2 separate regions of the Homo sapiens genome follow, and region 2 is linked to region 1. A link is a loop called in an ENCODE intact Hi-C map of the cell type or tissue named here. Cell type or tissue: PC-9. All regions are shown on one strand. Links, peaks and the distances in the headings refer to the core of each region. The heading gives the core; the rest is flanking DNA.

The links. A loop is a pair of places that touch in the nucleus more often than their neighbours do. Peaks named below come from ENCODE experiments on the same cell type or tissue, not always from the same donor. Only the 100,000 strongest peaks of a DNase experiment are listed, where the experiment ranks them.
Region 2: it touches region 1 in a loop (11-fold over the local background); 6 of 110 quality-filtered maps call a loop at or near these places.

The regions. Positions count from the first base shown.
Region 1 is chr15:58,268,269-58,272,235 of GRCh38, reverse strand. No RefSeq gene overlaps it. Among named protein-coding and RNA genes, the nearest start is that of AQP9, 130 kb to the right of the region's middle. RefSeq lists an enhancer at 1,912-2,206. In PC-9, for the core only: a CTCF peak has its summit at 2,116 (motif pointing left); a DNase peak (open chromatin) is centred at 2,085; H3K27ac peaks cover 975 bases.
Region 2 is chr15:58,519,323-58,523,289 of GRCh38, reverse strand. All of the region lies in intron 1 of LIPC (lipase C, hepatic type), which reads right to left. Among named protein-coding and RNA genes, the nearest start is that of LIPC-AS1, 23 kb to the right of the region's middle. RefSeq lists an enhancer at 806-2,005. In PC-9, for the core only: no CTCF peak of the experiment used is centred there; a DNase peak (open chromatin) is centred at 1,529; H3K4me3 peaks cover 719 bases; H3K27ac peaks cover 2,317 bases.

The sequences.
Region 1 (3,967 bases), core at 684-3,183:
GAAGGTTGACGCCCCCTGCATGGTGGAGAAGTCTGCTTAGGCCCCACAGTCTGGGGCTGGTAGACAGGCAAACTCGCTGCTAGAATGCTGGCAACACTGCTAGCAGACCACCTATTAGACTGCCAGTGATGAACTTTCTTGAACCCACTCACTGTGTTGCTGTGGAAGTCACTGGGAAGCCACCTGCTGGGGTGCCCGTAGAACTTGCTGGAAGCTGTGCTAACTGCTAGGTAAGTGGCCCCTCACCTGCAAACCACCCACTGGCTGCCACAGGAGCCGGAAGAGTAAAGCAACAGAACCAGAAAGAGAAGCCCCTTCCTCCTGCTGGTCTTTCCAGGGCCCTGTACTGTCAAGGACTAACATTGCAACAGCTGGGGTCCAGCTCTACATCCCAAAGGAGGGCACAGAAGAATGGATTAAGAGCCAAGAGGAATACATTGATAATTGGCACAGATTTTCTTTTGCTCACCGTTGCTACTTGCACCCCATCCTTCCTGTGTTTATAGTTTGATTTCTGAAGTACATCCTTTAGCAATTATTTTAGCGCGGGTCACTGGATAAATTTTCTCAGCTTTGTCCATCCCAAATTGTCTTTATTTTACCCTCCTCCTTGAATAATAGTTTAGCTGGGTATTAAATTCTACACTGACTGGTCATTTTCCTAAGTACTACAAAAATATTATTTCATGTCTTCTGATCTTTGTGGCTCTTATTAAAATTTTTGCTCTTAGTTTAATTATTTGTAGGCAATCTGTCTCTTGTTGCTTTGAAGATTTTTTTTTTTTTTCTGGTCTGGAGTTTCCTATCAATGTTCCAGGTTTTTATCTTATTTGGGAGTCTGTGTTTCTTCCATCGGTGGAGTCATTTTCAGAAAATCTCTATCAATTCTGGAAAAATCTCTCCCATTAACTTTCCAAACATTGCCTTCCTAGTTCACTCTGTTTTGTCTTTCTGGAACTCCTATTATCTGCATTTCAATGCTTTTTATTCTTTTCTCTATGTATTTTATAGATATTTTTGTCTAACTTTCTGTGCTGAATTCTGTGCAGATTACTCAGTTCTTCTTGTCCACTATTTTCTCTACAGCTATGTTTAATCAGCTACTGAGCTCATTCTTTGAAGGCTTGTTTTTCATTTGTAAAAGTTTTATTTGGTTATTTTTCGAATCTGCCTGTTCTTGTCAAGTCTCTCCTTTTTCTACTAATTTACAAATTTTCTTTTAAGCGTATTTATAATCTTTTCTTTTGGATTGTTTTATTATCAGAAGTTACTTTAGTTCTAAGCCCATTCTAAATTCTTTATTCTAAGTACTTTAGTTCTAAGCCCATTTAGTTCTAAGCCTGGTTCTAAATTCATTATTGTATTTTACTGTATATTTGACAATACTTAAGGGTTGTTCCGTTGTGAGTTTTTAAATTTTGGATTGGATGTATATTCAGTATTTCGCTTTTTGGAGAATGCTATGCCACCTTGGTTGAGGAAGTAACCCTTCATAATGTTTTTGTGTTTACTCATGCTAGGTAATATAAATTTGTATCTTTAATAGCATAGGCCAGAGATTTTTGATGTCTCAGTGGTATCAGTCTGGGTCTAATCGGGAGACAGAAACCACACATAATAACTTAAATAAGTTAATTTACTATAAGGCATTATTAAGCTATGTTAACAGAGTAACTAAAATGATGTAAAGGGAATGCTACATTGAGACTCTAGGGCTGAGAGAGAATACCCAAGGAAGGGCACATTTGGATAGGATGGGGCCTTCTTGAGGCTGGGGTTCAAAACTCATTGGCAAAGATGTGGCTGCAGCTCACAGGAAGGAGAGGAGTTTACTGCGGCCCATCCGCAGTTGCTGGGCAAACAGGAAACACAAGGTGTAAAGTCTGGAGCATGGGAAGTCTGTGTCAGGAGGACCATGGAAAGGTGGTCACAGGACTGGCTGGAATGGTGAGGTCACCGAGGGACCGTGCAGAACACCACTGGATGTCCCCCTTCACCCACCCTGCTGACCAACCCTGCAGCAGGAGCAATAAAAAGCCAAACCCCTCACACAGAAACCAGGAAGAGAAGCCCTTTTCCTCCTGCAGTGTCCCTCCAGTGCCCTCTGCTGACAAGTATAGTATGATCCTTACTGTGAAGGAGAAAGGCTTACAGTGTTCAGACTGTGATCCCAGACCAGGTATTACAAGTTCAAAGCTGAGAGGCAATAAATTAATAAATGCCTCAATTTATCAATCCATCTGGATTGGTATATTTTCTTCTCCAGAATGTGAGCAAAGACACCCTTGATCTATTTGCCAGTAAATTGATTATTGTTAGTCCACCTTTCTCTGCAGGTGCCACCCTTTGAGAGTTCAGGTTTTAAGCAGCGGCCCTGTTCCCACTCCCTACCTCATGTGGACTCAAGGACTTCTTTCCTTTTCCCACGCGGGCATTAAAGCCGGCGCCCCTAGGAAACTGATGTCAATATCTTCTCATCCAATTTGGCAGCTGCTCATCACTTACTACTTTTCTTTTATGGTCTCTTTTCATTTTCATCACTTGGGAATTTCCCTTTCTTGGTTGTGAACGCAGCTGTGCATTAAAAACAAAGTGACACACATTATACCTAGCATTTCTAAGAGGTCTTAGAGGGAAGAGTTCAGTCTCCATTCCTCTGGCAGCTTAACAATACCTGTTCTTGTTCTCTCTTGCAAGTTTCTGGGCCAGATACCTTTTTTTTTCCTCTTTTTTTTTTTTTTTTTTTTTTTTTTTTCCAGAAAAGGTCTGGCTCTATCACCCAGGCTGGAGTGCAGTGGCACTATCTCAGCTCACTGCAACCTCTGCCTCCTGGGCTCAAGCAGTCCTCCCACCCCAGCCTCTTGAGTAGCTGGACTATAGGCATGCACCACCATGCCCAGATCATTTTTGTATTTTTTATGGAGACGGGGTTTTGCTATGTTGCCCAGGCTGTTATTGAACTTGTGAGTTCAAGCAATCACCTGCCTCAGCCTCCTAAAGTGCTGGAATTAGAGGAGTGAGCCGCCACGCCCAGCCTTGGGCCAGAAAACTTCTTGAGACATATGCTAGAAGATTTAAAATGTAAATAAAATAACCCTCACTGCGAGTTGCATTATTTTATTTTAGCATATCATCAGACCATGGCTGCTAGTTTAGGTGATTAATAGCTAGACTATCTCAAGCTTGGTGAAGTGGCTTGTACAGTGCTTGTCACCTGTAACTTTCATATGTGCATTTTTAAAACACTGCAGAGATGAATTTGTGGCAGCAAGAAGGGATTTTAATCTCCACCTGAGGGCTCTGCATACTTTGGTGGGTGTGTAACCAATTTCCATTTCATTAGTTATGTAAGATGTGACTTAACTCAATAACTGGATCCGACCCACATTTCTGATTTACTTCAGCAATGTATTAGCAAACATATAGGTTACGCTATGCATTGGCCTTACCCTTAGTTTAATTTTGGAGGTTGGTGTATTGTTTTACTGGGGAAACGTGTGCCCTAGAAATGTAAGGAGACTTTCCTCTGAGCTTCTGACACATTTTGCATACATCTAGACTATACTGCCTATCAATTGCAATGTAGTTTTTGTTTACTTGCTGACATTCCCTTCCAATTAGATCTTTGAGGATGAGATCTTTTTATCTGCCCCAGGGCCTCACACAGCTGCAGAAAGGAGATGATAATTAAATAATTTTTGAGTAAAGCACATTTTGCCTAGGATCATACAACTAGAAGTAACTCAGCATAACTTGTGTGTGCACCCACTATACTTCAGTACTTTAACTGCAGCAAAAGGCATGTGAGGGAATTATGGCTGGGTAGGTAAGCAGATTCCAGATCTTTGAATATTTCGTATACCATACTTGGATTTTTGAGTTCTCTTAAGGCCATGGGGAACCATTCAGGAGTTTCCATGTGAAGGGTGAGATGATGAGAAATGCATTTGTAAAGATCAATTTGTTG
Region 2 (3,967 bases), core at 555-3,054, 250 kb before region 1:
CAGAGAACTCCCCACATCAGCTGCTTCATCTCTGGCAGAACTGACTCGGCAGATGGCAAAGTGCTTGGAGCCACCGGAAGCCAAGGTGCAGAGAATTCTGTGGAAGGAAGCTGGCTTGCAGCTCAGAAGCTGGGCAGCGAGGGCTGCTGGAACATAGAGGTGCCCGCTCATTTGGCAGGGGTGCCCAGAGCGAGAGGAAGTGGGGCTCCTCAGTTAGGAAGCTTTGTCAGACATCCCCCTACTGCCCCAGGGCTTCACAGAGGCCCTGGAGAGACTGATGCTTCCCCAGCAGCCGGTCCATCTGGGCTGGTGCTCACGCAGCTCTGGGAGCTAGGATATTTTAGATGTGTCAAAAGTGACGAATGTTGGAAAGTGCCACGGGCATCTCTGGGAGCTCACAGTTCACACTGGCAGCTAAGATGTGCCGAGCTTTTTGGAAGAAACTGAACTCTGGAGGAAACTGAGAAGTCTTTTGCTGTCCCAGATGTGGGTGGCAATGGGATGGGCTCTGCAAGGGGACAGAGCCCCGACATCAATAAAGATGGGGCTGGGCCATAGCAATGCCTGAGGTCTTGGCAGAAAGAAGTGGCATTCTGAGAGGGCAGCAGGGGCAGGAAGGAGCAGGAACGTGTGGATTTAGAAGCAGGCACGCAGGGGCCTGAGGTTGGAGTCAGCAGAGCTTGCAGCTGGCAGCACCGGGGGCTGTGGAGTCGGGCCTGTTCAGTTCCGCTTGCCAGGATGGAACAGGGGCAGCAGCCAGAGCCAGCCTGAGGCTGGAGGTGAGCCCGGGGCCTTCGCCCACAGTGAGGCTGGAACAAGGCTCCAGTGTGTCTGGATTTGAAAACACCCCAGGGAATGTGTTACTAGAATTCAACATCTACCCCGAATATAATGCATCCTAAGACGAGGGTGCCTTGGTGTTCTGTTTGCAGCATGGCCTTGGTTTGCGTGTAGTGTCACTGGTTCTCTGCCTCTGCAGGGAGATGGCTTGTCCCATGCTACCCAGCCAGGGAGGTGGCTCGTCCCAAGCTGGGGGTGGAGGAAGCTGAGGCAGTGGCTGGGAGAGAAGGTGTAGGATCAGGCTTAGGCGAGTCACAGAGAAGGAGGAGAGTCAAAGAGAAGGGATCCTCACTATGGACCAGTGGGGTTCTGGGGTGGTGGGGGTACAGGACCAAGTTGGGCCAGCCCAGCCTGTCTTCTGCTGAATGATGAATGGGGCTGGGGTGTCAGGGATGGATGGAGAAGCTAGCACCAACTCTACCTGCCCCAGGTGCTTTCTGATGAAGACGCAAACTCTCTTCTGGTTATTGTTCTTCACAACCTCCCGTCTCCCTGCAAACTCACACAACCAGGAAGGAAAGAGAGAGAGAGAGAGAGAGAGAGATGACAGAGCGTTCCTAGTCATCTTTGTCATCCTCCCCATCATGATTATGATCATCGTCATCCATGCCTGGACTTCTTATATAACCTGCTTAACTTGTTGAGGGCTGAACTTGTCTTTCCACCTCCTACCTTCAACCAGCTTTTGCTAACTTCCTCATTCTGCTCACACATTCCTCTCTTCCAGGCACTGGCTCACCCCCCACTGAGTCATCTTCCACTCCCCCTTCCTCTTTCTTCCCCTCCTACTATCAGCAACTCACTGTAGCATGACCGCCTGCAACTGCTTCCTGGGAGGATCCGCTTCCAGTCCCCTCTGTTCACACGCTCTCCATCCTGCGACACGCGGCTCCAGCCATAGCTGCTCGCAGGTCCCGGATGCCTCTGTGCCTTTGCTTCTGCAATTCCTTCTGCTTGGAACCTCTCTCCTCTTCCTACACCTTAGCCCTCAACCTTGGAGGAATTAGAATGTATGGATAGTTCTCTTGACAGCTGGTCGGGGTGGGGCCCTTCTCTGTGCTCCCCAATCCCCTGTTCAGACCTTGAGGATGGGGCTGTTTATTTCCCATTTCATGACTAGGCTCTAAGCTGTACGTGTCTTATGCATCTGTGTGGTCCCAGCACAAGGCCTGCACAGAGGTGGGTTATCTGCTGAATTGATTTAACAGGATAATTCATTTTCTGCCCTTCCTAGGGAAAGATTTGTCACGGTGAGCCAATACCAGGGGGAAGGGGAGAACAGAGGCAGGGGCCTGCTCTGCTTTACTTCTCACACCCACAGTCCCCTTCCTATGGTCAGGAGCCACTGGCCAGCAACACAGCAACTCCTGCCTCTGTCCGCCCTCTAGGAATGAGCTGAAAGAAAGGCACCAACAGACAACAAGCAAGTTCCGGATATTCTTTGGAATCATGGGTGGTCCTTGTTTCGCCCTCATCTTAAAGCCCTCCAGACCCCAAACCAGTGTCCTTCTCCCTCCTCCCTTCCTTTTCTAGAATTCCTCATTTATTTTGAGCCTTATAACTCAGTCTTTAAAAATTGCCTTTGTGAAGGCTTTTCTGATCTCAAACTGTTTCCTGTGATATTAATAGGAGTTATGGGGAAAAAGGAGTTTTGTGGCCAAATAAATATGGGAAGTGTCGTATTAAGCGGCATTAATCAGGCTTCCTGCTGGCCCGAGAGAAGAAGCTACTGTGAATTTAATCTCTAGAAGGGGCAGATGGTATACAGCGGCTCTCAACCTCAATTACTTTGAAGCAAGCTGCCCCCGCCCTCCGTATTTCCTTTTTTGGCCAAGCGTTTCTGGGACTGATAGTCCATAGGATGCAACTGAGGAAATTCTGTCTGGGGCAGCTTTCCAGCGGGCTTGTATACTGTTGAGCTGTGCTCACACTCACCTCTGTGTGCTGGGGTTTCGAAGGCTAGTCCTCCCTGCTTTCATGGAGGCAAGGCTTTATGTGTAGGGGAGAGGGCTGAGCGCTTTAAGAGCAGGAAATGAGTTTCTAAATAGGCACATCGAATGGTTTAGACGTTGTGCTCTAGCATCCCAAGGCCAAGGATCTTGTGGAACTACTTTGGGGGCTGCTACAGGAGATGGCAGAGGACACAGAAGTTAAAAGGGTGGGTTCCTGACTGCCCGCCCACCTTGTTTCAACCCAAACAAAATTGCTTTTAGGTTTTAACATTTGCTGCTTGAGATTCTGTTTGTAGGAAGGTTTCCATGGCTGACACACATTCAAAGACCACAAATCTAGACCAATCACTTCAATTAACAGATTAAAAAAAAAACAAAAAAAAAACAGCCCAAAACCTGAGGTGCCGAAAAGCTAAAACAGATATCAATCAATCACATCACTAGATGCTGGATGTAGAGTCCAAGTTTCTGGACCTACCATCTAATGCTCTTTCTACGCACCCTTGCATTTGTTTATTTCCTTCTGACTCGGCCAGTTTCAAAAGAGAAGAATAAAAGATAGCAAGGAGCAAATAGCAGCGAAGATAACGGGATAAATCCACCAAGAAATAGCGGGGGAAAGGTAAAGAGAAATCCCACCTGCCCCCCATCTGATCTGTTTCACTGCAGTTCTTCTTATGCTCCACCTTAAAATGTAAAGAAACGGATGCTAAGAGCAAGGGCTGCTGATGCCAAGAATAACTCCGGAGGAGACACAATACACCACCCCAGTCTCCAGTGAAATGAACTGTTTAATCAAAACTGCGCTATTCTGTAAATATTCAGTCTATTGATGAAGAGCTCTGCAAACAGGGGCAGCTCCTAAGCAAGGCAGAGAGAACCTGGAAGGAACTGAAGAAGACAGAGAAAAATGGCAGATGTGCCTGTCTTGATGGTTGGGGTGGGAGGACTTACATATACACTCTGTGTTCAATGCATGGGAGGTGAGGCAGAGGGGGCAGCAGAGAAATTCAGAGTAACTCTCTTAATCCTTGGCTTTGCCTGACTGGCTAGAAGTGTAGTTCTTTTTTTTCTTTTTTTTTTTTTTGAGACAGAGTCTCTCTGTGTCACCCAGGCTGGAGTGCAGTGGCACAATCTCGGCTCACTGCAAGCTCCGCCTCCCGGGTTCACGCCAT